Linked DNA regions of Mus musculus: all the other regions are linked to region 1. A link is a loop called in an ENCODE intact Hi-C map of the cell type or tissue named here. Cell type or tissue: left cerebral cortex. All regions are shown on one strand. Region 1 holds the start of Adrm1 (adhesion regulating molecule 1). Region 2 holds the start of Mtg2 (mitochondrial ribosome associated GTPase 2). Region 3 has its middle 5.6 kb from the start of Rps21. Region 4 overlaps Hrh3 (histamine receptor H3). Region 5 holds the start of Gid8 (GID complex subunit 8).

Region 1 (5,000 bases):
GGGGTTGTTCAGACACTCGTTGACTTTCCGGCAGTGCTCCTCATCTTGGTCAGTCTTGGGCTCCTGCCAGAGAGCATATGCAAAGAGCCAAAGCTGAGCAGTCTGCACAAGGAGCGGCTCCCTGCACCCATGTGGCCAGCTAGCCTCAATCAGCGCGCGCACACAGTGACTGGAGAGGCAGCACTACAAATGTGACAGCACAGCTCAATAGGACAGCAATGGCAACAGTGAGAAGGCCCCAGAGCCAATGATCACAATGCAAGACTGCAGTGCCTTCACTGTATGGCTCCTGGTGAGCCGTGCAGGGAACGAACTGATCCCCACCACCAGGCAAAGGGGCCACACCCCTTGTCCTCTCTGTGTTCTAGATCCTTGTGCTCAGGTGACCAGAACCCAGGCTGAGAGGAAGCCCCTCCCCTCCTGGTACTTTGCAGACAAATAGCTGCTTGTTGCCCCCTTTCACAGGATGACAATGGTAATGGCTGTGTACCCCACCCTTGAACATACCCCAAGTCTAGCCCTGACTCCAGACTGGACCCACATACCCAAGAGAGAGCCCATGTCCCATACCACAGCAGAACCACATTAACAGTATAAGAAACACAAATATGCCAATGGTCTCCAACAGGTGGCAGACTGTGGAGACTGCATTTGAGGGACACTGCAGATGTGGGTGAGATGCAGGAGCCATGACACTGAAGGGCCTCGCAACACACAGCACAGAAGAGCTTAAGTGGGGGACGTTCAACTGCTGAGAGAACAGAGGGCGTCACCTCTGGGAGCTAAAATTCGTGGCCATGGAGTAATGGAAGACCTGAGGCCCTGGAGCTGTGTGCCTACAGATAAGTCCACGAGCGGGGCTCCGGTGCCTAACCACCAGCTAGCCACCGTGGTAGGAACGCAGCCAGACCAGGCCCTCCAGGTCAGCACCTTCTAATGTGGGGAAAGTAACCCCAAGTGAATCACAAGGAAAGACAGAGTAGACCACTCTCCTGCTTACCTGCATCCAGAAGAAGAGCCGCTTGGACCCTGCCTTAAACTTGAGCACGTAGACCCTCCCACTGGGGCACTGAGGTACCCGCTTGAACTCACAGTCATCAGGAAAGATAATCAAGTCCTGGCGACACAAGGAGGACAGTCAGACGACAGATAGACAGAGGCACACAAGTGTGTACCACCAAGGCTTAGGTCCCTGAATATTTGCTGGACCCCAATAACAGGGTGGAGTCAAGAAGTCTCAGACCCCAGTGAAGACAAACAGAAGAGGGCCCAGACTGGAGGAATAGAAAAAGTGCTCTCTGAGGACCAGACGACTTAACAGAAACATTCTGGAACTGTGTTCCAAGAAGTAAAAGGTCAACCAACTCTGGCTAGCTGCTCCTAAGTGTAACAAAGAACAATGTACTTTGGGAGACAAAGAGCCCCAAGGAAAGCAGCCTCTTCAGAGCGCTAAACTACCCGAGGCTGTGGTGAGGGTCATATCTGCACACTCCTCCACAAGACTGGAAGTTTAAGGCCAGGGCTGAGGCCACCAGCCCACCCTATCACCCTGTCAGCAGGCTGTCTCTGCTAAAACCTTAAGAACCATGGTCACCACGGGGTGCATGGCTTCACAGAGTGACTGGAGCACTCTGCCAACCTTGGGACCCCTACACTAATCTATGGAAGATGAAGCCATATTCCCTGCTCTTGCCCCGCTGGCCTGTTCTGGCTACAGGCACTCACATCCTCCACGGTCCCAGAGGTCCTGTCTTTCCAACAGAAGTGAATAAGGGAGTCGTCCGTCTGCTGGATGTACACGAGACCTTTCCGTTTATCTGGGGTGACCGTAGTTCCTTTTAATGACATTTTTCCTGCCCGGAACTCCACCAAATATTTGGTAGAAGACCCCCGAGAGCCGGGCACCAGGCTTGGGAACAGAGCGCCTGAAGTCGTCATCCTGAAAAAACAGAGCGAGGCCCGTCGTTCCGCGTCGCGTGCTCAATGTCCCACCCATACGCCGGTCGGCCCGCGACTGCCCGGGAGCGGGAGCGCGCCAGGCTGCGCAAGGCCAGGGCTGTGCGCAGGGCCGAGCGCAGCCCCGCGGAGCCCCTGCTCCCGCGACGTCACTGCCCGCCCGTGCGGAGGGAGCCTCGCTGCGTCCGGCCCCGGCGCGTCTGGGGCACCGGCGGCCGGCCCGGACTGACTCGGCCCCCCGGCTGCTGCCGCGTCCCGTCCTCCCGCCGCTCGACCCAGCCTGGAGCCGCGTGCGCCTAAGCCGCCGCTGCCGCCACCGGGCCCCTACCTGGCGGTGCTCACACTCGGCCTAGGGGCACCGTCCGGGCTCGCTCTTCCTCCTCGGCGCCTGCCGGGCCTCGCCGGAAGCCCGTGCTTGGCCCGCCCCGCCGCCGCTCTCGCCGCGGATTGAGTTCCGTCAGCCGCGCGGCCGGCCCCGACCAGGTCCCGATTGGCCCTGGTCACCGTCCATCGCATCCGGCCCGCCTCCGCGCCGGCGGCCTGTTTCCGGCGGAAGCGCGGGCCAGAGCGGCCCCTATTGTTGCTGTGTCATAGGGGAGCGGCGGTGGCCCCTGGCGGCAGCGCTGGGAACAGCGCCCCGGCCTCCACGACTCGCAGAAAGGGCCCCCGCGGGGCGGCGCTGCAGAGGTCGAGACCAGGGTGATGGGCACCGGACCGTACACCAACGTGCTCGTGGGGTTGAGCTGTGACACGTACCCTGGGACGGATGTCCGCTGTTACCCATCTAGTTCTGAATGGACCTGTCTCTCTCCACACCGCAGGGAGACAGCCTGTCTGATTTGCATTATTGGGTGAGCGAGGTGTCAGGGCCCAAGACATAAAATAGTCACATGGTTTAAAAGGTAGGAGGTAGTCTCTTGACACGAGAGCGAGGAAAGTGTCAGCTTCATGTCACTTTGTGCTAATTTGACATACATTATAGGAAAGTACAAGCGGCTGCTCAGGATGGGGGAGTGGAGGTGGGGTGGAGAAGGTAGCATGGGGTTGCTCAATGCTGTAAGAACAAGTTCACAGAGCACCGCGGATGGGTGGGGTCTAAGGGCTGCTTGTAGCTAGTCAGGTAGGGTGCCACCACCTTCCTGTAGGGCAGAGGTGCTCGCAGAATGTAAAGCCCAAGAGTCCTCACAGTTTCTTTTACACACCACTTCCATTTCTTTGCTTCCTCTATGACAGCTTTAAGGCCCCAGGCCCACCCTCCAGCCCTCTCCAGGGCCAAGCAGTGCTGAATTCTCTGGCATGCTCCACAAGTTACCATCTGTGTATATGTGAAACGTGTGCGGTCTTTTTCTGAAACAAAGGTGAAAAGTAGTTTTTCTCACTTACTACTGTCTGACGCCGACACCAACGTGTTCCAGGCCAGCCTGAGCTGGAGGGAGTCCCGCCTCTAAGATGCATTTCTGTCGCCACTGTGGCTCACTCGCTTTAGTTCCTGCTTGGAATTCTGATGCAGTAAGTTCTACATGCTTGCGTCTGTCATCTTTTTGTTGGACTCTGTCCTGTGTAGTTTCCTTTTTTTAAAAGTGTGTGTCACCCATGTGGCAGTCTAAGCACAACATTCAGTAACTTGCTTCTTTACACTCTGGGTTCCTGTGATCAGACTTGGGTTACCAGACTTGCCTGGCAAACAATGTTACCTGTTGAGTCATCTCGCTGGCCCAGTTTCCAGCTTTACTACAAAAACCTTTGAATTTCGTTAGGTGTGGTGGCTCATGCCTGATAATCCCAGCCCTGAAAAGGCTGAGGCAGGAGAACTGCCAAGTGTTCAAGACCAATTTAAAAGATTTAATTGGGACTGGGGAAATGCTTCCGTGGTTAAAAGCACTGGCAGCTCTTGCAGAGGCCCCCAGGTCTGATTTCCAGCACCCATATGGCAGCTCACAACTGTCTGGAACCTCAGTTCCATGAGACCGGATGCCCTCTTCTGGCCTGTGTGAGCACCAGGCACACACACACATTGTATAGACATGCATGTAGGCAAAACACACATAAAATGTTTTAAGTCATTCTTTAAAGATTTAATTAATTTGGGAGCAGTTTGGAAAATAGAGCTGTCACTTCACTGTTATGTTCATAAACTGAAAGTTTATCTTTGCTTGTTGTCATGCTGGCTATCCAACCCAGGGCCGAAACATTCCTGGTTAATTGCTTCACCCCCACCTGGGTGTGGTGGTGCACACCTTTAATTCCAGCACTCGGAGGCAGAGGCAGGCGGATCTCTTGAGTTGGAGGCTAGCCTGATCTACAGAGTGAGTTCTAGGACAGCCAGGGCTACACAGAGAAACCCTGTCTCGTAAACTCCCCCCAAAAAAGTGCTTCACCCCCAAGTCACATTTCCAGCTCGATTTTGTAATTGGTTTTCATCTTATGTGTATGGGTGTTTTGCCTGAGTGTACATATGTACATGCTGGGTGCCTGCAAAGTCCAGAAGAGGGCTATCTGGGATCCTTAAGACTGAAGTTATAGACACATGTAAGTCACCATGTGGGTGCTGAGAACCTTAATGGGATGATGCAGCCCGGGCTGTTTAAAGCCCACATAAACAAAACTTCTTTGCAGGTGACAATTCTGTGTGGTGCTAGGCAGCCCTCATCATTTCTGAGAATCTTAGTTTCCAGAAGGCAGTGGTGGAGCCTGGTGTCAGAAGCTGACACTATAGCATGAAGCAGCCAAAGAGAAAAAGAAGAAAATCTAACCTGGTTGTGGCCCCAAGCAAATGTTACTTGCCACATATGTCAAAGCTGCTACTAGAGTCACAAAGAACCCACATTTCAAAGCCAGGAGATTGGGCTTCTGCCAGGTCATGAATGTTGAGGGCCTTGGATCCAGTATCTTCTCATGAGCCAGGAAAGCTTACAGTCCTATGGCACCTCCCATGCCTTCCTTAAGTATTCTGTAGCGGGAAGCACACCATCCTAGCTGGGTGCTGAGAAGGCTGTGTTCGTGGCCACTCCATTTGAGTGCTGCATAACGGCACAAAAAAGGCA
Region 2 (5,000 bases), 100 kb after region 1:
AGCTGGTTTGGCACTGGTGGAGCCAAACGGAAAGGTTAGGAACAGCTGCACAGCCACCTGGCGTCCTGACACAGACTTGGGTCTGCTTTGGCTCCTTTCCTTCTTTCTGTGTTTCCTGTGGGTTTTTTTTTTTTTTTTTCTTTTGGTGGCGGTGGGGGGGTTGGTTTGAGGACAACAAGGTCTCACCATATAGCCTTGGCAGGTCATGGAAAACTGCTTGCTTCCACCTCTAAGTGTGGAGACCAAAGGTGTACGCTGCCACAGTCTGCTCCTCACCCCACTTTCAGTTTGTGTGTCTGCTCTTTGAGATGGGCGGCTCCCTGCCAGGGAGCAAACGAAACCTCTTTCCCGTCGTCGCTGTTCTCTCTCATTGCTTACCTAACGCAATCTCTGCACTGTCCCATCTAGTGTCTACAGCCACCCGGGACTGATAAAGTTAAAATGAATTAAAATCCAGCTGAGGAGATGACTCGGTGGGCAAGAATGCTTGTGGTGTAACCTGCAACCGTGCACACTACACGGAGGCTGAGATGGCAAGATCCAGACTCAGGGAGAAACCTGGCCTCAAGGGAATGAGAAAGAGTGCTAGAGGACACCTAATGCCCTCTTACCTGTACATGTGCACGTGTGTGCATCTGCACACTCACATGCATGGGCATGCACACTCACCAGAGTAAATAAAGCCCAAGTACCTAGTTCTTCAGTGCTACAGGCCACTCAGGGCTAAACCAGGAAATACAGACTAGGATACTGCCATCACAGAAAGTCCTAGTGGGTAGGGTCTACCCACAGCACACTGTAGAGGGAGCCTAGGAGGGCATCCTCACTTTCTGTCTAACTGTGCCTTTGCTGGGCCAATGAAGAGAGTCAGAGCCTGGAGCCTGAGAGCCAAGATGCTTTAAGGCTGTACAGCAAGGCTTTCATGTATGGGGAATTCCACGGTGCTACCGTGTGAGAGGGCCACTGCTGCTATACAGGATGCTAAGCTCCCGGCTACTGTCCACAAGAGGTGTGTCCAGGAACCTTCCGCACTAGTTTCACAGTGAACCGATTGATCTGATTGTGTAGCTGGCACTAGAGACATGTGCCAAGATGTCTTCAATGAGAAAGAAGAAAGCACTGTGGAAGAGGGGTGTAGCTCAGTTGGTAGAATGCCTACCGACCTAGCATGCACAAAGCCCTGGGGTTGACCCCTGGAATCACATAATCCAGGCATGCCACCACTTACTCAGGAGGTGGAGGTAGGAAGGTCAGAAGTTCAAGGTCATCTTCTACTACTTAGCAAGTTCAAGGCCAGCCAGGGAGCCAGACACATGCAAACCTGTCTTAAAAAAAGAGAAAGGGGGAAAAAAAAAAGCATTCTTGAGGAATGTTTTCATTTCTTCAGTGTTATTCTTTTATAGGCTAAGCACAATTGGTTAACAGTATTCACAGTTAACTAACTTAATTCTAAGCATTCCATTTTCACTTTGCTACCGGATATTAAATCCCACGCGGGCATTACTGTTTCTGCTACATACTTTTACACTTCATTACATATGTTTGTGATCTACTTCGTTCTTCATGTGGAAAACATTTAGAAACTGGAGTATCATTTTGTCACCTGACAACTCACATTACATGGTTTTTACTTAATTATATGCCATTCACGGGGGTGGGGGTAAGTGTTCCTGCTGTGTGCGGTGGCAGATGCACTCCGGAAGCCAGACAGGCATCTGGGTGCCAGGCCAGCAAGGGAGAGCCTGTCTCAAAAACAAAATAAAGCACGCGTTCAACAACGCTGCTGTCTGGGTGCCTGCCCTATGGGGCCTTGTGGGACAGACTGACTGGAGGGACAGCTGCCACCTCCCACCCAATCCCCGACCCAGCACTCAAGGTCCCAGACTGGTTCACATGCAGGCAGGGAAACCTCCCGACAGCTCCGAAACTGTTCCATGCTGGTCCTTTAGATTTCTGAGTAGGAACAAGGCCATTTGCTCGCACCCCAGGCGCATCTCTACCGATCCTTAGTGTGCAGAATGCTTCTTTACCTCATCTTTAAAAGAATGCCTCTACAAAGCCGCGGAGGCGGGGACTCAGGAAGACTCAACTGCCCATAGTTAGGCGACACACTGCGGCGCCTGCATCTTAACAGGTGAGCCTCTACCCTAGTAGCGCATCCATAAAGGCTTTCCAAAAGAGCTGGGCAAGGGGACGTTTCTGCCATTGTTTTCTGTTCATGGTCTCACTATGTGGCCTAGGCGGGCCTCGAACTCCTAGAAATCCACCTGTCTCATCTGGGAAGCTGCGCTTACAAGCGTGCGCCATCACGCTCAAGCTAAGGCGAGAGCGAGTCTTTCAGAAACCAACTTTACGGCGATCAGGCCGGACGGGCTCTCCTCATTAGAGCCACCGCACACAGAGAGAGATCCCGCCCAGTCATCCCGCCCGCCGCCTGCCGCCGGAGAACGCACACCCGTGCAATGCCGCCCGCACCCACCCGCTCCCGACAGCTCCCACCTCCGCTCGCTCGACTGGTTCCGGGTCGGGCTCTGGCCGCGCACGCGCAGTGCAGCAGCAAACCGGAAGGCGAGGCACCGCCCCCCGAATCCCGTGGTCTCTGTGGCTCCAAAGCCAAAGTCTGGGCACCAAGGAAGCTGAGCAGAAGGATCGCCGTGAATTCCTGCCCAGCCTGAGACACACAGTGATCCTGTCTCACAAAACCAGGAAAAAGCCAGGTGCCGGGTCGCACGCTTTTAATTCCAGTCTCGGGAAAAAGAGGCCGGGAATGTCTGAGAGTCACATAGGTTTGTACAGTGCGCCTCCGTCTAACCAACCAACCAAACAAGGGTGAAAATGATAGGGTGTTTAAAAACTGTACTTCGTTCACAAATAACAAGACAGACGTAACATGCTCAATAAACAGAAATGAGGTAATGGCTAAAAAAGTGTTTTAATGGAAATGGAAAGTCTTCCTCTTTTTACAAGTTTGAACGGACACTCAGTCACTGAAGCCCACGTCTGAGAACAGGTACAACAGGAAAGGAAAACACCTCCTTTCTGGGCCAGGCCTGTGTCTGCCCAGTGCCTCTGCGGACATCTCCCATCTCCCACTGTGCTATATGCTAAGTCTGCAGAGATGTCCATCCACCCATAGCCCCTGACAAGCGCAGCGCGTAGTGGTCAGCACATCTGAAAACCCCAGTCCTCAGTGGTCAAGTTCACCAAGTATTGAACGGATGCTGGGAAACAGGAGGAAGAATGAGCAGCGATTTCCAAATCTCCCTTTGCATCTTTTCTGGCCTTCAGTAGGAGGAACCATTGAAAACAAAACACAGTCAACCACACCTGCACGAAGGGTTCATTTCAGCCTAGGACTTTTCAAACATTCATGTTACAGAAGAAAAGCTATAATACAGGCAATGAAAAAGACTGGCATCACTTTCCCCCACAAAATTACATAAAAATCAATAAAACATTAAATAAACAATATTAATCATTAAATATATTAACACCAAAATCAGGTATAAATTAGGAAATAAATGTACAAACTATTTCACAAAGTGCTTTTAAAAATATATACACAACATTCAAGAAATTCTTAATGTAAGACATTTCAAATTGAACTTTTGGGGTGATACATATTTTAAGTGTTCTTTTCTTTCAAAAAGTATTAACACACACTAACACAGCACTTTACATATACACACACACATACACACTAATACAGCACTTTAACATACACACATATATATACACACATACACACACATACATACACACACACACACACACACACACGTACACACTTGCACATGTATGCATACATAAAAGGCATATTCCCAGATTGGCAAGGAATAAAAACCATTTCACAGTTACTTAAAATGTTTCGACATTTTCAATGGGATATTTAGCCCCCAAGTGAGCTTGTAGGCTAGTTTTATAAAAATTGCCAGAAAGGGAAGGAGCTAAAGAGATGATGAGTCCCTAAAATCAAGTTGCTAATACTTCTGCCATGTAGCGATCAGAAACTTGTTTCTGTAAAGTTAAAGCCGTCATGTAGTCAGCCCTTGCCTGTGTGTTTCCTAAACCCTGTGCCTATGAGACACATATGCCCATGGTTGTTGATAATGGTCCCAAGGAGAGGGAGAATGTCCTAGAGTAAGACGGCAGCCGACACAGACAAGTCCTTTGATCCGGCCCTTGATTCTCCTGTAAGTAAATGGAGCTTGCACTGTAAGTTCCAGCAAGACTGTCAAGATTAATTCAAGCAAACTCCACAAAGGTGCCTTACTACTGAGCTACAGGTAAGTTTTATATTTTAAAAACTATCAGCTGAAAACAGATGTGGTGGTGCATGCCCGTGGTCTCAGTACCCGGGAGTGGAGGCTGGGGGATCATTAAGTTCAGCCTCAGCTATGTAGTGAGTTTGAGGCCAGTCTGGGCTACATATAAGACACAAATAAAGCAAAAGCATCCTGGTGGACAGGTCTGATGTACCAAGCCCTGCATCCTTGGGGATGGTTTTGTATGTTCTTGGTTGTTCTGAGCACTCATCTTCAAGGTTGTTCTTTTCTTCTCATAGTAACATTGTTATTATCTAAATAAATGCTGAAAAATATGCCTGCTGCATTATATGCGGTGTTTTCCTTTGATAGAACCTTTTCAAAAAGGCTGTCTCTCATGTTTGCACAGAATTAAAACGAGATTAAACATCCTAGGAATGTAAAAAAAAAAAAAATCACCCAATTCTCACTGTATAAAACTTGTCCTTTTCATTTGAAAGAACGTAATAAAGTTATTTGGATTCATTAAAAATGCAGTGTGGATTTCAGACTTCCCTAAACGCAAAGGAACATCTGCTTGGCAATCTGAACTCAGAGGTCCTGAAGAAGTAATATAAACACTTGCCAACTGCTTGTAAAATTAAACATGAGTACTTTAAATTCTCTATAAACTTAGGTTTGGGCACACTCAAATCCTAGAGATGACGCCAAGGGCCAAAGCCATACTACACACAA
Region 3 (5,000 bases), 80 kb before region 1:
ATCTCATTACTCAGGTAATGACAGAGCTTGCCTCTCACACTGTACTCACTGTGTAGACCAGGCTGGCCTCAAACTCACAGAGATTTGCCTGCCTCTGTCTCCTGAGTGCTGGGATTAAAGGCATGTGCCGCCTCTGCCACCTCTACCACCTGGCAGTTTTAAACCATAAAAAGCATGGGTACAGACAGTGTGACAGTTCATGCCTCTAATCACAGCACTTCCCTTGTTTTAAAACTGAGACAGGATTGCTGCTAGTTCAAGGACAGCCTGGGCTATAGAGTGAAACCCTGTCTCAAAAAATAAAATAAAATAAAATAAAATAAAATAAAACTAGAAAGTATGAAGGGTAAGGTCTGAGGAGATGGCTCAGTGGTTAAGAGCACTGACTGCTCTATAGGTTCAGGGTTCAACTCGCAGCAACCACATGGTGATTCACAACCATCTGTAATGAGATGGGATGTCATCTTCTGGTGTGTCTGAAGACAGTGTACTTACATAAAACAAATCTTAAAAAAGAGAAAGTCGGGCTGGTGAGATGGCTCAGTGGGTAAGAGCACCCGACTGCTCTTCCAGACTGCTCTTCCGAAGGTCCAGAGTTCAAATCCCAGCAACCACATGGTGGCTCACAACCATCCATAACAAGATCTGACTCCCTCTTCTGGAGTGTCTGAAGACAGCTACAGTGTACTTACATATAAATAAATAAATCTTAAAAAAAAAAAAGGGCTGGTGAGATGGCTCAGTGGGTAAGAGCACCCGACTGCTCTTCCGAAGGTCCGGAGTTCAAATCCCAGCAACCACATGGTGGCTCACAACCATCTGTAACAAGATCTGACGCCCTCATCTGGAGTGTCTAAAGATAGCTACAGTGTACTTACATATAATAAATAAATCTTTAAAAAAAAAAAAAAAAAAAAAAAAGAGAAAGTCGCCGGGCGTGGTGGCACACACCTTTGATCCCAGCACTTGGGAGGCAGGGGCAGGAGGATTTCTGAGTTCGAGGCCAGCCTGGTCTACAGAGTGAGTTCCAGGACAGCCAGGGCTACACAGAGAAACACTGTCTCGAAAAACCAAAAAAAAAAAAAAAAAAAAAGAGAGAGAGAGAGAGAGAGAGAGAGAGAGAGAAAGTCTGAGGAAAGTCAGAGCATAATATAAATGCAGTTTGAATCCCAGAGGACAGGAGGCAGGAGATAAACAGTCTCTGAACGTTTTACAAATTCAATGGAAACTAACAAATTTTCAAGTGGCCAGGTGGTGGCCGTGCATGCCTTTGATCCCAGCACTCCAGAGACAGAAGGAGTCAGACTGGTTTCTGTGAGTTCAAGGCCAGCCTGGTCTACATAGAGAGTTCTAGGACACCAGAGCTATCTGGTGAGACCCCAGTTTCAAAAAGCAAACAAACAAAAATGAGTGTCTCATAATGATTATATAACTGCATCCAAACCGTGATGACTGTCCCCAGTTGTCAGCTTGACTACAACTGGATTGAAGTACAGTTCAGAAACAGAGGACACCCATGCGACCTGGATATGTATGTGTGTGTGTTTCTATATGTGAGTACTGTGACCCACGGAGGCCAGAAGGAGCTGAAGCCCCTGGAGCTGGAGTTACACGCAGCTGTGAGCTGCCCAGTGTGGTCCTCTGGGAAGCACTCTTAACCTGAGAGAGCCCTCCACCCACCCACAGCTCCTACTTTGCTCTTCATTTTGAGACAGCATCTCACTTAAGTTTCCCAGACTGGCTTTGAACTCAATTCTGTAGCCTAGGCAAGTCTCAAACTTGACATTCTACTCCCTCAGTCTTCTAAGTAGTTGGGATCATAGGTCCATGCCACCAAAACAGCTAGCAAAACAGACTTGTTTTGTTTTGTTTTGTTTTTACAAAGGGGGAGGCCAGGAGTGGTGACACATATCTTTAATCCCAAGCGGTGGATCTTTGTGAGTTCAAGGCCGGCCTGGTCTACATAGTGAGTTCCAAGCCAAACAGGCCTACATAGTGAGACCTGATCTCATAAATTAATTAAAAATTGGTGAGGGTGGAAGGTGGTACCAGGAAGAAGACTGAATCAGCAAAATGCTTTCTGCACAAGCATGAGGACCTGAGTTCAATCCCTAGAAGCCTGACGTGGCAACGCACACCTGTAATGCCAGGACTGTAATGTAAGGTCCCAGAGGCAGAGACAGGAGAAGTCCTGCAGCTTGCTGGTCAGCTAATCTAGTGACGCAGCAAATTCCAGGCTCAGCAGGAGGCTTTGTCTCACAAAGTGAGTCAGAAAGTGACTGAAAAAGCTACCAACCTCTGGCCTACACACACATACATCTACACACACAAACACACACATTCCTCTGGCCTGTACACAGATACACCTCTTGCCTGTACACACACACACACACACACACACACACACACACACACACACACACTGGCCTATACTTATGTGCGCACGCGCACACACACACACAGGCCAGAGGTCAGCTCTGGGTGTTGTTGAGACAGAGTCTCTCATGAGTTTGTATCTCAGCCAATTTAGCCAGTGAATCCCAGGGGTTCATCTGTCTCCACCTCTCCAGCACCCCAGCATGGAATTGCAATTCCACCTTCAGGGCACACAAGATCCTTTCTATAAAAATAATTTGATGCACAAAATTCCAGACCCCCAAAGTAAAGAAGTAAGTACCCCCCACTGGAGGAGCGGAGTGAGTTTCTTTCTCCGCAAGCCCCTAAGGATCTGCAGGAGAGGAAACTGCTCACAGCAGGTGCCATCCTGAAAGGTCTCTTCACACCCCCTTGTACTGTTCCTTGTCGCCACTAGGGGGCATCCAAGAACCATTCTGGAACAAGAGCAAGCTTACACGGTTCAACCTAGCCGCTTCCAGACTAGCTGAACTCCTTCACCTAAGAGACAGAACCTCTTGTAAGATCTCCAGGGTGGGAATGGGGTCAGAGGCCAAGTAAGGACCCCAAACTTCAGACGCTGTTAAGCAGATACCTCCCTGCAGAATCTCAGGCCTCAGAATTCAAGCTGCTGCTTCAAGGCAGTCTTTTCAGGCAGGGTTCCTGAAGGTCCTCGGGTCTCCTCCCCAAGAACACTGCTCTGCCTCAGTGAACCCCATGTGTCTTACATGATCTCGACCGCTTACACCACGCAGGGAATGTGAACAGTCTTGTATGATCTCAACCGCCCATGCCATGCAGGGAGTAGGGCTGGCTTTGTACTCTGTTGCTTTTTAGTTGTTGTAAAGAGGATGCTTTCTTATTCTTATTATATTTTACTTTTTTTTTTAAAGATTTATTTATTTATTATATGTAAGTACACTGTAGCTGTCTTCAGACACTCCAGAAGAGGGAGTCAGATCTTGTTACGGATGGTTGTGAGCCACCATGTGGTTGCTGGGATTTGAACTCCTGACCTTCGGAAGAGCAGTCGGGTGCTCTTACCCACTGAGCCATCTCACCAGCCCTATATTTTACTTTTTATTTATTTGTGGGCGTGTGAATGTATGAGGATGCACAGATGACATCACCATCATTATCATCACCATCATCAACATCACTATGATCACCATCATCAATTTTCTAGTTAAAAGGCTGGGTGGGCCGGGCGGTGATGGCACAGGCCTTTAATCTTAGCACTTGGAAGGCAGAGGCAGGCAGATTTCTGAGTTCAAGGCCAGCCTGGTCTACAGAGTGAGTTCCAGGACACCCAGGGCTACACAGAGAAACCCTGCTGTCTTGAAAAAGAAAAAAAAAAAGAAAGAAACGCTGGGTGGATAGATCCCTAGTCCTGGGTTGGTTACTCTGAAAGCCCCCATCATGTGCAGCTCTGATCTGGGTTATCGGGGTCTCTGTGTGCAGCACACCTCACTGGGTTCCCTATATCTCCTGAAGGCCCACCTCCATCCCATACGTGTAAACTGAGACTTCATGACAAAATGGGGTAGCTGTGTATGGGCCAAGTGCTGTGAGCTAGGTCAGCATCAAATGCAGCTTTTGAGAAAAGGATCCAAGTTGGGCAGTGGTGGCGCACGCCTTTAATCCCAGCACTCGGGGGGGGGGGGGGGGGCAGAGGCAGGCAGATTTCTGAGTTCGAGGCCACCCTGGTCTACAAAGTGAGGTCCAGGATAGCAGGATAGCCAGGGCTATACAGAGAAACCCTGTCTCGAAAAACCAAAAAAAGAAAAAAGAAAAGAAAAGAAAAGAAAAGAAAAGAAAAGAAAAGAAAAGAAAAGGGAAGGAAGGAAGGGAGGGAGGGAGGAAGGAAGGAAGGAAGGAAGGAAGGAAGGAAGGAAGGAAGGAAGGGATCCAGTTCAGGGCAAGGAAACCTTCCTCACAGGCCTGAACTTTGGTCAGGATAAATAATGGGTCCAGGTAAGGGGCAGGCCTTCTCCTGGAATAGGTCTGACCAGGGGCTTCAGCCCCCTCTTCCTCAGGCCCCTCCTGGGTGAAGGCTCTGACAGCCAACTCAGAGAGTGGCTCCTGGTGCCTCTGCTTCCTAGCCATGGTCTGCAGCACACAGACAGTCATATAACCCTCTCTCTCCCCTAGGTACACAGGGTTCAAGTGAGGCCCCGTTAGGCAGTGCCAACAGAGAGTCAGCCCTGCTGTCTGGGGTCTAGAGGAACTCGGTACCCAGCTCTGAGCCAAACAACAGGAGAAGAACCTCTGCAGCCCAGCAGTCCACTAACTCCAACAACAGCCAACAGCTCTCTCCAACCGAGGTGCACTGTCAGGTCCAGAGTCATGCCCCGCCTCCAGGCTGACCTCTGACCCCAGGCACAGATTGCCCTGACTCTGGGTCGCTCCGTTCCCAGGTAGAGCGGAATTGGAATGAATGTGAAGCTCTAGGACTCCGCTCTGGACTGTTGCCACTACCAGGTCTTCCCCTGGAGACAGAAGCGGTGTGTGTGAGCCAAGCAAGCAGATCTAGGCATTGGGAAGAGCGGGGGCTGCCCCCACAGGGACATATCCCCAGTGCTGTGAGCCACTTAATCTTTTTTATC
Region 4 (5,000 bases), 71 kb after region 1:
GTGTCAGGGTCCATCCTCTATCCTGGACAGGTACAGGATTCCTGGAACTGAAGGAGGGTCTTCATCCTTCCCACTTTTGTGTGCATGAAGGCGTGCTCACATAACACCAGGAAGCCGCAGTCCCTAACTGCACACGCTCCCCTAAATGGCTGTTGTAAGATAGCTCTGGGACCCAGGCAGAGGGAGAGGAGGACACTGGTGTGGAGTGGGGGTCCATCTCCCACTTCCCCAACTCCTCTTCTCAGTGGCTCACTCCCTTCAGGTTTTGTCAGGATGCATCCTGAGGATGCTTGCAAAGAGCACCAGCATGGAGCCCTCTTGAGCTTCCCTAGGTCCCCTGTACCATCCCCTGAACCACAGGGCTATTGTGACTAAGGTGCCCAGTACAGTGCTGGCATGTGGCATGTGTACCCTAGACCTGTGGTTAGCTTGTGTGGTTCCCAAGGTGGCTGTCAAGGACACTTGTCTCAGCTGTCCCTCTGAGGCCCCTTAGCAGGATTTTTGGCCCCTCCTGCCACCCTTCCCCTTGCTTACTCAGCGCACTTGGAGCTTACTTTGTTTCTTGGAAAAAGACTAGATGGTCCCACCTTCCTACCTTTTCTAGCCATTCACCTTCTAGAAAAGAAGACAGACTATTTAATTTTTGTGGGGTGGGGTGGGGTGGGAGGAGTCTCTAGCAGTGGGCCAGCAGGTTTCCCTTCTGTATTCCCAGCTCCAGTAGTGAGAGGAAGGAAATACTGGTGCAGAGTTGGGACAAAGCCCTTCCCTTTCAGCACAGCAAACCGTTGAAGACAGCTCTCTGGCCCTTGCAAGAAGCCTCACATCAGAAACAGTTGTGTGTGGCCTCTGGGTGTGGCCAGTGCTAATGACACAAGCAAAGTCAGGGGGACCCCATGGAGCTGGTGGAGGATGATGAAGAGACAGGATTCTGGTTGGTTGTGGTAGGCTCTGAGGCTCTGGGAGAATGTGTGGGCATCAGGCAGGCAGGGGACACAAGCAGGGGAGAGAAGGAACATGGCACCTTACCCAGAGCAGACACGGAAGCTGAGGCTTCTCTGATCCTCCAGTCCAATGCTGCTGACCTGTTGTTGATCTGTACAAACCACTGCAGGTCTCCTACCGGGCCCAGCAGGGGGACACAAGACGGGCTGTTCGGAAGATGGCACTGGTGTGGGTGCTGGCCTTCCTGCTGTATGGGCCTGCCATCCTGAGTTGGGAGTACCTGTCCGGTGGCAGCTCCATCCCCGAGGGCCACTGCTATGCTGAGTTCTTCTACAACTGGTACTTTCTCATCACGGCCTCCACCCTCGAGTTCTTCACACCCTTCCTCAGCGTTACCTTCTTCAACCTCAGCATCTACCTGAACATCCAGAGGCGCACTCGTCTTCGGCTGGATGGGGGCCGAGAGGCTGGTCCAGAACCCCCACCTGATGCCCAACCCTCGCCACCTCCAGCTCCCCCCAGCTGCTGGGGCTGCTGGCCAAAGGGGCACGGGGAGGCCATGCCATTGCACAGGTATGGGGTGGGTGAGGCAGGCCCTGGTGTTGAGACTGGGGAGGCTGGCCTCGGGGGTGGCAGCGGTGGAGGCGCTGCTGCCTCGCCTACCTCCAGCTCCGGCAGCTCCTCAAGGGGCACTGAGAGGCCACGCTCACTCAAAAGGGGCTCCAAGCCATCAGCGTCTTCAGCGTCCTTGGAGAAGCGCATGAAGATGGTATCCCAAAGCATCACCCAGCGCTTTCGGCTGTCGCGGGACAAGAAGGTAGCCAAGTCGCTGGCTATCATCGTGAGCATCTTTGGGCTCTGCTGGGCCCCGTACACACTCCTCATGATCATCCGGGCTGCTTGCCATGGCCACTGCGTCCCCGACTACTGGTACGAGACGTCCTTCTGGCTTCTGTGGGCCAACTCGGCCGTCAACCCCGTCCTCTACCCACTGTGCCACTACAGCTTCCGTAGAGCCTTCACCAAGCTCCTCTGCCCCCAGAAGCTCAAGGTCCAGCCCCATGGCTCCCTGGAGCAGTGCTGGAAGTGAGCAGCTGCCCCACCCTTCTACGGCCAGGCCCTTGTACCTGTTCTGAGGGGGAGCCCGAGCGTGGGCCCTGCCTTTGTCCGGGGTCTGCTCCAAATGCCATGGCAGCCTCTTAGAGCATCAACCCGGCAGTGGGGCAGCATGGTAGGAGGGCCAAGAGCCCTCGTTGGTGGAACTGGAGTGTGCTGGCTGGCTTTGCCGCCACATTCTCCTTCACCCCAGAAGAGACAATCCGGGAGTCCCAGGCATGCCTTCCACCTCCACACACTCAGTGCAGTGCCAGTGATGTCCTCCTTTGCATACTTAGTGGTTGGTGTCCTCCCTAATGCAAACCTTGGTGTGTGCTCCCAGCTCCTGCCCTGGCAATGCGCCCTGCATGTGCACACACCTGCCACTTCCACCACACACTTGCAATACCTTCTCTCTCCCAAGACGATCTGGGGCGATGCCCTTTGCTGCCGCTGTCTCTTCCTTAATCCCGGAGCCCAGCTCCTAACCCCCTCTCCCTTCAACTCTTTGCCCCATGAAGTGTCAAGCGCCCCAGGAACCTTGAAGCTTCTCTGCTCTTCCATTCTGGATGTTTTCAGGAAGATGGAGGAGAAGAAAACATCAAGTCTGTGAACTTGATGTTCCTTGGATGTTTAATCAAGAGAGACAAAATTGCCGAGGAGCTCGGGGCTGGATTGGCAGGTGTGGGCTCCCACGCCCTCCTCCCTCGGCGCTGCAGCTTCCGGCTGAGCCGCGCCAGCTGCTTCTGCCTGCCCCACCCCCAGGCTCGGGACGATAGCCCTGCCCTGCTTGCCCCATCTGCGCAGTCAGAATTTGGGGGTGGGTTGGTTGTGGGGTAGAGCGGCTCTTCGGCTCATGGGACAGTCAGCAGGAGGGAGAGCAGGTTCTCGACACCTGGGAGGAATGCTTTGCCTCGTCCTGTGTACTTACCTCAGGCCTCTGCATGCTCTGCAATCCTTGTGCCCTGGTGTGCTGCCTCTGCCAATGTGAAGACACAATAAAGTGTATTTTTTTATGGGTGCTGACTTTTGGGGACTTTGTGAGTGTAGCTATTGTTCAGGGCTCTAATCAGAGGTCCAGTGGAGCCGAGGATGTGGCCTGGGTATTCTAACTGAGATGGAAGAAAAGCCAGGCTGTCATCCCAGGGTGTAGTTCCCATAAGGAACTGTTCCCAGCAGTGCCTCATTGTAAGACTCCCCGAGGATCTGTGGGGGAGGCCCAGCAGGTACCCCCTTTCAGGAGGGTGGTATATAGTACTGGGATGGTTCATAGAATACAGATCTGTAGCCATTCCAAGGTAGGTGCTCAGTTTTCATGTCAGAAAGCATTCATTGTCATGCCCTTGACCTTACACATGAGTAGCCAGCCAAGTGCTGGCAAGACATGGTCCCCAGGAAGGGCCTTAACCATGCTTCATGCTTTGAGAGAAGCTCAGAAAAATGGCAACGAAGGGGCTGGTGGGGCCACAGAGGGCCTCCGAAGTTGTGAGAACTGCAGCTGGGCTTGTGGGCGTGAGAGATGCAGAGTCACCAGCGCAGGCAAAAATCTGGTGATGGTTGTGTTTGAAGGTCGGGGATGGTAGGAAGAAGACCAATGGAAGGTGGGCGGTACTGCTCCCAGAGGACAGCCTTATGGGTAGCCTCACCACCCGGAGCAGGACAGCCTGGCCCTGGCTGTCACCTTACCATGACCTTGATCTTTAGAGACTTCACCTTTCCTCCTCAGAGCAGGGAGGGATGCTGCCACCATGTCTAGACACCCTGGGGTCTTCACTGCAGTGAGGGACACCAGAGTAAAGCTTCAGGTTAGCTCAGTGCTGCACAGGGGAGGCAACCCACAAAGCCTGTCCTCCTCCAGATGTGCAGTCCCTGCAGCTGTGCCAGCACTTGTCTTCCCCAGCTACTTGACAACCCCCAAAAGGCAGAGACCCTCCCTCTTCTGTCTTTCCCTGGATTTGAGTCTGGCTTCCTCTGGGCTCAAGCATGACCTTCCTTCCTCGAATCACTCAGGCCCCTCCTCAGTCGCTGGATTGTGGCGTGAACCTGGGGATTCTGGGTCTCCCTTCACAGTCAGTGTACCTTGTGCCTCACTGCCCCAAGCTGGGCCTTATCCTAAGCAGTTGGGAGTGGTGAGAGGAGATACCACATCTGCTCAGCAACCACCACCCCCAATCTTGTCCCTGAGAGCTAAGAGGTTTCGTGGCTCCCCCAACAGGCTGGTACTGGCTCCCTCACACTGCACCAGGCCTTCCCTCCTCAGCGGGTATCTGTCCCCAAAGCCCAGAATGATCTGGGAAAGGAGAAAGGACAAAGGGTACTTCCAGCATAGCCGGTGGCCAGGCTGCCCCTCCGCCCGGCCCTACTAAATGGCTACAAATTGGAGGATAAAAGCACAGGCTTTCAAGCAATTTTGCCTTCAATCTCTGGAAACTGCCACTCCCGGAGTCACTGTGTGGGGACGGAGGAGGAGAGAAGAAAGACACGGAGTCTATTGGGCCCGCGTGTGCAGCAAACAAACAGGAGGAGGGGGCCCTCTGCAGTGCCAGCCAGCCGCTCCCATAGTCCCAGCCTCGAGGAGACAGAGCTGGGCTGGAGTTCAGTGGCACAGATGTTGTTTACTGAGCACCTACTGTGCACTGGTGCCAGGGAGATGGGTTGCCAGCAGAGCAGCACAGATGTGGGCCCTGAGCCAGAGGTGACAGATAAAGGACCCCTGAGATAAGCAGTTCTAGGTCAGAGTTGTCTTAGGACTGGGAGAAGGATCAGTTACCAACCAGGGATCACCAACGGAGACAGACTTCCACTTGGATTCTAAGTCAGGGCTATGGCCAGGCTGAGGGCCACCTGGAGGAGTGGGTCCCCTGGGTGTTGACCCTGACTGCACATCTCTTCACTCTTGGCACTGACTCTGAAGATGCTCCATGGGGAGAGGCCCTGACACACACGAGCTGGGGACCTTCCCA
Region 5 (5,000 bases), 540 kb before region 1:
ATGCCTTTAATCTCAGTACTTAGGAGGCAGAGGCAGGCGGATTTCTGAGTTCGAGGCCAGCCTGGTCTACAGAGTGAGTTTGAGGCCAGCCAGAGCTATACAGAGAAGCCCTGTCTCCAAAAACCAAAAAGTAGGAGGATGCTTTCAATCTTCAAACGGACAAGCAAAAAAGGCCTGAGACAGTTACACATCTGGGTAGCATCAAGGTCAAAGGTGGGATGTATGGTTAGTGAAATAGAATCAGAAGTCCTAGAATGAAGAGACCAAGACATCACACTATGAAGGAGGGGATTAGGTTTGAAGCTAAAAGTATTAAGGGGAATCACTATAGAGTTATACACTAGACATTATGTTAGGGTGTTAAAAAGGACACAGCAATCAAAAGGAAGTCAAGTGTTAGTCAAGGGTGGAGTCTTCAACTCCTCTGTGGGAAAACTGATAAGATGGCACAAGCCTCCTTCCTCCCTACTCCTACAACCTAGACAGTTCCAGCTGGCACCAAAGAAAGTGCAGTTCACTGATGAGCCTGCATAAGATGGCAAAATGTGGACACCACTCCCTAAGAAGTTCACTCAACAAGAGCCTGAATAAAGGAGCTCGATATACAGATGCCACATTCAAACCCTTGGGTATGAGTGTTCTGAAGATAAGGCTGTAGTTTTTCACACAGATCATATGGCACAAGTTCTGGCTTGATAGCCTCTCTAGAGACAGATGATGGTAAAAGCAAGCATATGATAAGCGTGCATATCAAACATGCATATTCACACTCGGTGTAAAGGAAGCTAAAACATGTTATCAAGTCAACAAATGGGTTCAAAAAGACTGTTCTGGCTGGATGTGTTGGCCATGACTTTAATCCCAGCACTTGTGAGGCAGAAGCAAGTTGATCCACAGACAGAACTCTGGCCCAGTCAGAGTGATATGGTGAGACTCTACCTCAGAAATAAATAAAAATAAAGAACGTTTTACATTCAAAGTATCTACGCTTTAGAAGGGAATATGGCTGCACATCACTTTAATAAAACAACACTGGATGGGAAAAATAGTACAAATTAAAAGAGAAGTACAAGTGACATGAGTTTTGTAAAATCAGATATGAAACAACTACATGGCATGTTTTTAGCACAAAATATTGTGATCTTAAGCAAAGACAAGGATTCATACAGAGACTCTTTTTTTTTTCCTGTGACAGGGTTTCTCTGTGTAGACTTGAACTCACTCTGTAGAGCAGGCTGGCCTCGAACTCAGAAATTCACCTGCCTCTGCCTCCCAAGTGCTGGGATTAAAGCCTTGTGCCACCACACCCGACCTTCACACAGGGATTCTTTTATGAGGGAGTAAGGCAGGACCCTAGGTGGTCCACAGGGCGTGTCAGCAGGGGTGGGGGTGGGGGGCAATTAGGGTAGCTCTAGGAGCATGGGCTGGATCATTTTCACTCGGTCAGTAACATACACTTCACAGATATTAGTTTGTGCACTGCAAAGGACCAGCTAATTTGTTTTACTATGTCATAAAATTGAAAGGTGGCTCTGGTTTCTGGTTTGACAATGGAATGCATACTGGATGGAAAGAGCTTAGCAGTCCAACAAAGAGATATCCTACTGCTGGTATAGTGGACATCAGAAGAGAAGCCAAGATCAAGCTTTGACCTCCAAATTAACTAATGGCAGCTGTTGCTGGACTGAATATGAAGGGACAAGAGAAAAGAAAGAAGCACGGACAGACTGCCATGTCAAGTGTCAGGCCTTAGAAATGAGAGCATGGCAACGTGGGAGAGATGCAAGTAAAACAGGTTGGAGGAGCAGGGCAAGTCTGGTGCAGAGGACTCTGGCAGTTAGGTGTGGTAGGCCTCTGGATTACAGGTCATGGGGACCCACGCTAAAAACAGTAATTTGGGAAACACGCATATACACATACTGTGGGAAAGATATTTAAACAAGAGTCTTTTAAAAAGATATTAAGTTTAAAAAAACATTACGATTCCAAAGCCCATTTGTGGAGAGTTTGCGCAGTGAATGCTATAGAGACTTCGAATTTGGGGCATGCCAGGATTTCTAGTTCTGGCGGACTTGAAGATCCCAGCAGCCCAAAAGGTAGTAGTAGTATGGAGGAGGCGGGAAGTGAAACTAAACCGGGTTGATGCCGCTCCATGCCACAGGATGACAGCAGAATTCACCGATTCGACTTTTATTCAGAAGTAAGGTAAAGATCAGTGTTGGAAAAATGTTCCCCAAGAAGGTCCTTGCCTCTCGATTTCCACTCGGCGCCGGGAAAGGTTATCAAGCAAGGCTAAGGACAGAGACGGGGGCAGTGTTTCTGTAGGACTCAGAGGTCCCAAAATTCAGCGGTTACACAGTCGCCGGGGATGCAGCCTAAGCCCCGAGGATGACTTTTAGCGCAGTAGCTGCGTCTTCACCTTTCCGCTGTCCCCTTCACCGCGCCTTTAATGGCAGAGACGTGCGAACATTTGCAGTAACTATTCGGGTCCCGGCAGCACCCGGACTAACAGCGCGGCCTCCAGTCCTCCCGCTCCGGGGCCCGGCCGTGGAGGGCAGAACTGACCGCCCCGATCCCCGCTCTTGCCTTGGGCTTCGGATACCCTGGGCAGGGCAGCCTGTCGGGCACAGACCCCCGACCTCTGACCTCCGCGCCTCGGTCCACCCCGGAGCCCCGCGGAGACGCTCGGCACGGCCGTCAGGGCCCGCTGCGGCCATCTTACCGTGCGGATCCCGCCTCCCGTGCGACAGTGTCTGGGTGGCGGCTCCGCGGCCGCTCCCGGGGCCGGGGAGGGGCGGCAGAGACTGCGGAGATAGAGGAGGCGGAGGCGGCGGCGGCGGCGGGGGCGGGGGCGGGGCGCGGAGCGGAGGTAGCTACACCGGCGTCGGCCCCTCAGACACCTCTCGCGAGATCGTAAGATTTCGAGATGCGAACTGGCAACCAATGGAATCCTCTCGCGAATCGACCGCCCGGGCGGTCGCCGGAAACCAGGGTCTCAACTTCCGTTTTTGCGCAGAACTCTTCGGCAGGGCTCTGGCTCTACGGGTTGGCGCGAGAGTCAAAAGGCTCGCATCGCTTTTGCGCAAGATGGCTGCTGCGGGGGCATTCGCGTACTGAGTGCTAGCGCGGGGATGGAGACGTGTAGACTGAGTTCGAAACGAAGGTCCCAGCTCTTTTCTTGTTTTTGTGTGTGTGAAGTGGGGGTGGGGCGAGTAATAGGTGTGTGTGAACACCGGAGTGCGCGAGATGAGGAGGGCATTCCCCGGCTTGTAGTCCGCCAGGCTCTAGTCCCAAAGACAAGGCCTCCGGATGTGAGCGAGCTCCTAGGATTTATTCCGGGAACGTTGTAATCGAGGCCTGATCAGCGTCAGAACGGCCCTGCCTAGAGCGATCTTTGTGGCCACGCTGGAGAGCGGACTGCGGAGACTGTTGTTCCCTCGTTTCTGGGCACTAATAAAGGTGACTCCCTAGTGCTGGGGTTCTCAGGGACATGCACGAAGTTAATCCCTACTTCTAAGGCAATCATCGAAGCAGAGCGGATCCATGCTTCAGAAGTGCTCACAGTGGGGACCCCTCCGCCGAGGGTACTCCCTACTTCTGGGCGCTCACAGTGAGTGTCTTTTTTCTTAGCGGCGTATGGTGTGGACCCAGCTCTGAACTTCGGCGGAGGGGATTTCTGCCGCCGGAGAAGGGACCCCTATTCCTCCCAACCCCGAATCCTGTTTACCCAATGCCTTGTTATGGGTTAGATATTCCGGTAAGGGATGGGGGAAGTTGGAGGCTCTTTAACACTGCCGGATAGGAACGGTTAAATGGGTATTTGCATATTTATGTGTCCATTGTCTACCGGAGGTGAATGCAAATTCAGTCATTGTAATGTAAAGAAATTCTGGAATGCTTCTGGAAGGAATGTTGGTCCGTCCGCCCTGAGATGTTTGGGTGTGCTTGTTTAAAGATGAACTGTCCAGGGAAAGCAACTTCTCATTGAGTCACTGAAAATAAGACCAGTTTAGCAGATCTGTCAGACACAATGACCACAGTGGCAGTCTCTTAACTCCATAGCTCTACCCGAAGCTATCCAGGTTGGTATCGACAAACTTTGTAGCACTTACTTTAACTCTGGGTAAAGTTGGATTATCAACTCAAACTTGTGCAAGGGAAGAGGCTGGTATCATGAGGAGAGAAGAGGGTTAACTCAGAATGTTAATGCCTCTGTGGATGGTGGATGAGCAATCTGCTAGTCCCCTAGTCTTTTCTACAAACTAGCTCCTGTTGAGGGTTCTTCAGCTGCTTGACTTTGAGCTCATCTTTGCTGCTTGCATGACATTGTCACATATGTCCTCCCAGTACTATTTCTCCTACACCCTGACCTTCATTTCATGTAAGGCATTTTTTTGCCAGTTGATTGCACCCGGACTCCTGTTGTTCTCTTTGGGCTGTGAAATGCTCCCCTCCACTGCTTGGGCTTCCCTGGGAAGTTCCACTAAATACCAGCAAGTTTTGTCTTTTCCTTTTGCTCAGGTGATAATTTTTATTTTTTGAATTTTCCAGATAATGTTTCTCTGTGTAGGTAGCTTGGATGTTAGTAGTGTGCCTCATAGGCTGCTCATGGTGGCATACCTAGAGGCAAGTGGATCTCTGTGCGTTCCAGGTCAGACAGGGCTGTGTGCCCTACCATGCCCAGTTCAAGTGATCTTGTAAACTAGGGATTCTTAAACTTTCCACCTACAACCACTTTATGCATAAGGATTTTTTTTTTAAGTTTTATTTTATGTTTGTGAGTACACTGTAGCTGTCTTTAGACACACCAGAAGAGGACATCAGATCTCATTACAGATGGTTGTGAGCCACCATGTGGTTGCTGGGAATTGAACTTGGGACCTCTGGAAGAGCAGTCAGTGCTCTTAACCCCTGAGCCATCTCTCCAGCCCCAGCATAAGGATTTTTTTCGTGCTATTCTGGTTATATGGATGTATAAAATACAAATCAAATATTAACTG

Evidence for each region. Peaks named below come from ENCODE experiments on the same cell type or tissue, not always from the same donor. Only the 100,000 strongest peaks of a DNase experiment are listed, where the experiment ranks them.
Region 2: it touches region 1 in a loop (8-fold over the local background); 3 of 42 quality-filtered maps call a loop at or near these places.
Region 3: it touches region 1 in a loop (8-fold over the local background); 23 of 42 quality-filtered maps call a loop at or near these places.
Region 4: it touches region 1 in a loop (2.1-fold over the local background); 4 of 42 quality-filtered maps call a loop at or near these places.
Region 5: a loop joins it to region 1, with 6 times the contacts of the local background. A loop is called at or near these places in 2 of 42 quality-filtered maps.

The regions. Positions count from the first base shown.
Region 1 is chr2:180,168,973-180,173,972 of GRCm38, reverse strand. It overlaps Adrm1 (adhesion regulating molecule 1), which reads right to left and starts at 2,385. Exons shown (of 10, transcript NM_019822.3): 1 at 2,285-2,385; 2 at 1,726-1,939; 3 at 1,001-1,117; 4 at 1-63. The coding sequence starts at 1,938. Gm29886 (a long non-coding RNA gene) reads left to right here and starts at 2,723. Exons shown (of 4, transcript XR_867152.3): 1 at 2,723-2,807; 2 at 3,190-3,465. In left cerebral cortex, CTCF peaks have their summits at 613 (motif pointing right) and 2,587 (motif pointing left); DNase peaks (open chromatin) are centred at 1,712, 2,505, 3,420, 3,608 and 1 more place; H3K4me3 peaks cover 2,488 bases; H3K27ac peaks cover 1,855 bases.
Region 2 is chr2:180,068,115-180,073,114 of GRCm38, reverse strand. It overlaps Ss18l1 (SS18, nBAF chromatin remodeling complex subunit like 1), which reads right to left. Exons shown (of 11, transcript NM_178750.5): 11 at 2,914-5,000. Mtg2 (mitochondrial ribosome associated GTPase 2) reads right to left here and starts at 2,522. Exons shown (of 10, transcript NM_181424.3): 1 at 2,500-2,522; 2 at 1,229-1,321. In left cerebral cortex, a CTCF peak has its summit at 2,485; DNase peaks (open chromatin) are centred at 1,769, 1,802, 2,090 and 2,531; H3K4me3 peaks cover 1,587 bases; H3K27ac peaks cover 1,695 bases.
Region 3 is chr2:180,249,273-180,254,272 of GRCm38, reverse strand. No RefSeq gene overlaps it. Among named protein-coding and RNA genes, the nearest start is that of Rps21, 5.6 kb to the left of the region's middle. In left cerebral cortex, a CTCF peak has its summit at 2,805 (motif pointing right); a DNase peak (open chromatin) is centred at 2,825.
Region 4 is chr2:180,097,528-180,102,527 of GRCm38, reverse strand. It overlaps Hrh3 (histamine receptor H3), which reads left to right. Exons shown (of 3, transcript NM_133849.3): 3 at 1,112-3,063. The coding sequence ends at 2,032. Among named protein-coding and RNA genes, the nearest start is that of Hrh3, 4.4 kb to the left of the region's middle. In left cerebral cortex, a CTCF peak has its summit at 4,262; DNase peaks (open chromatin) are centred at 2,751 and 4,257.
Region 5 is chr2:180,708,073-180,713,072 of GRCm38, reverse strand. Gid8 (GID complex subunit 8) reads right to left here and starts at 2,847. Exons shown (of 5, transcript NM_001289652.1): 1 at 2,723-2,847. It also overlaps a transcript of Dido1 not described here. In left cerebral cortex, no CTCF peak of the experiment used is centred here; DNase peaks (open chromatin) are centred at 2,138, 2,494 and 3,015; H3K4me3 peaks cover 3,096 bases; H3K27ac peaks cover 2,185 bases.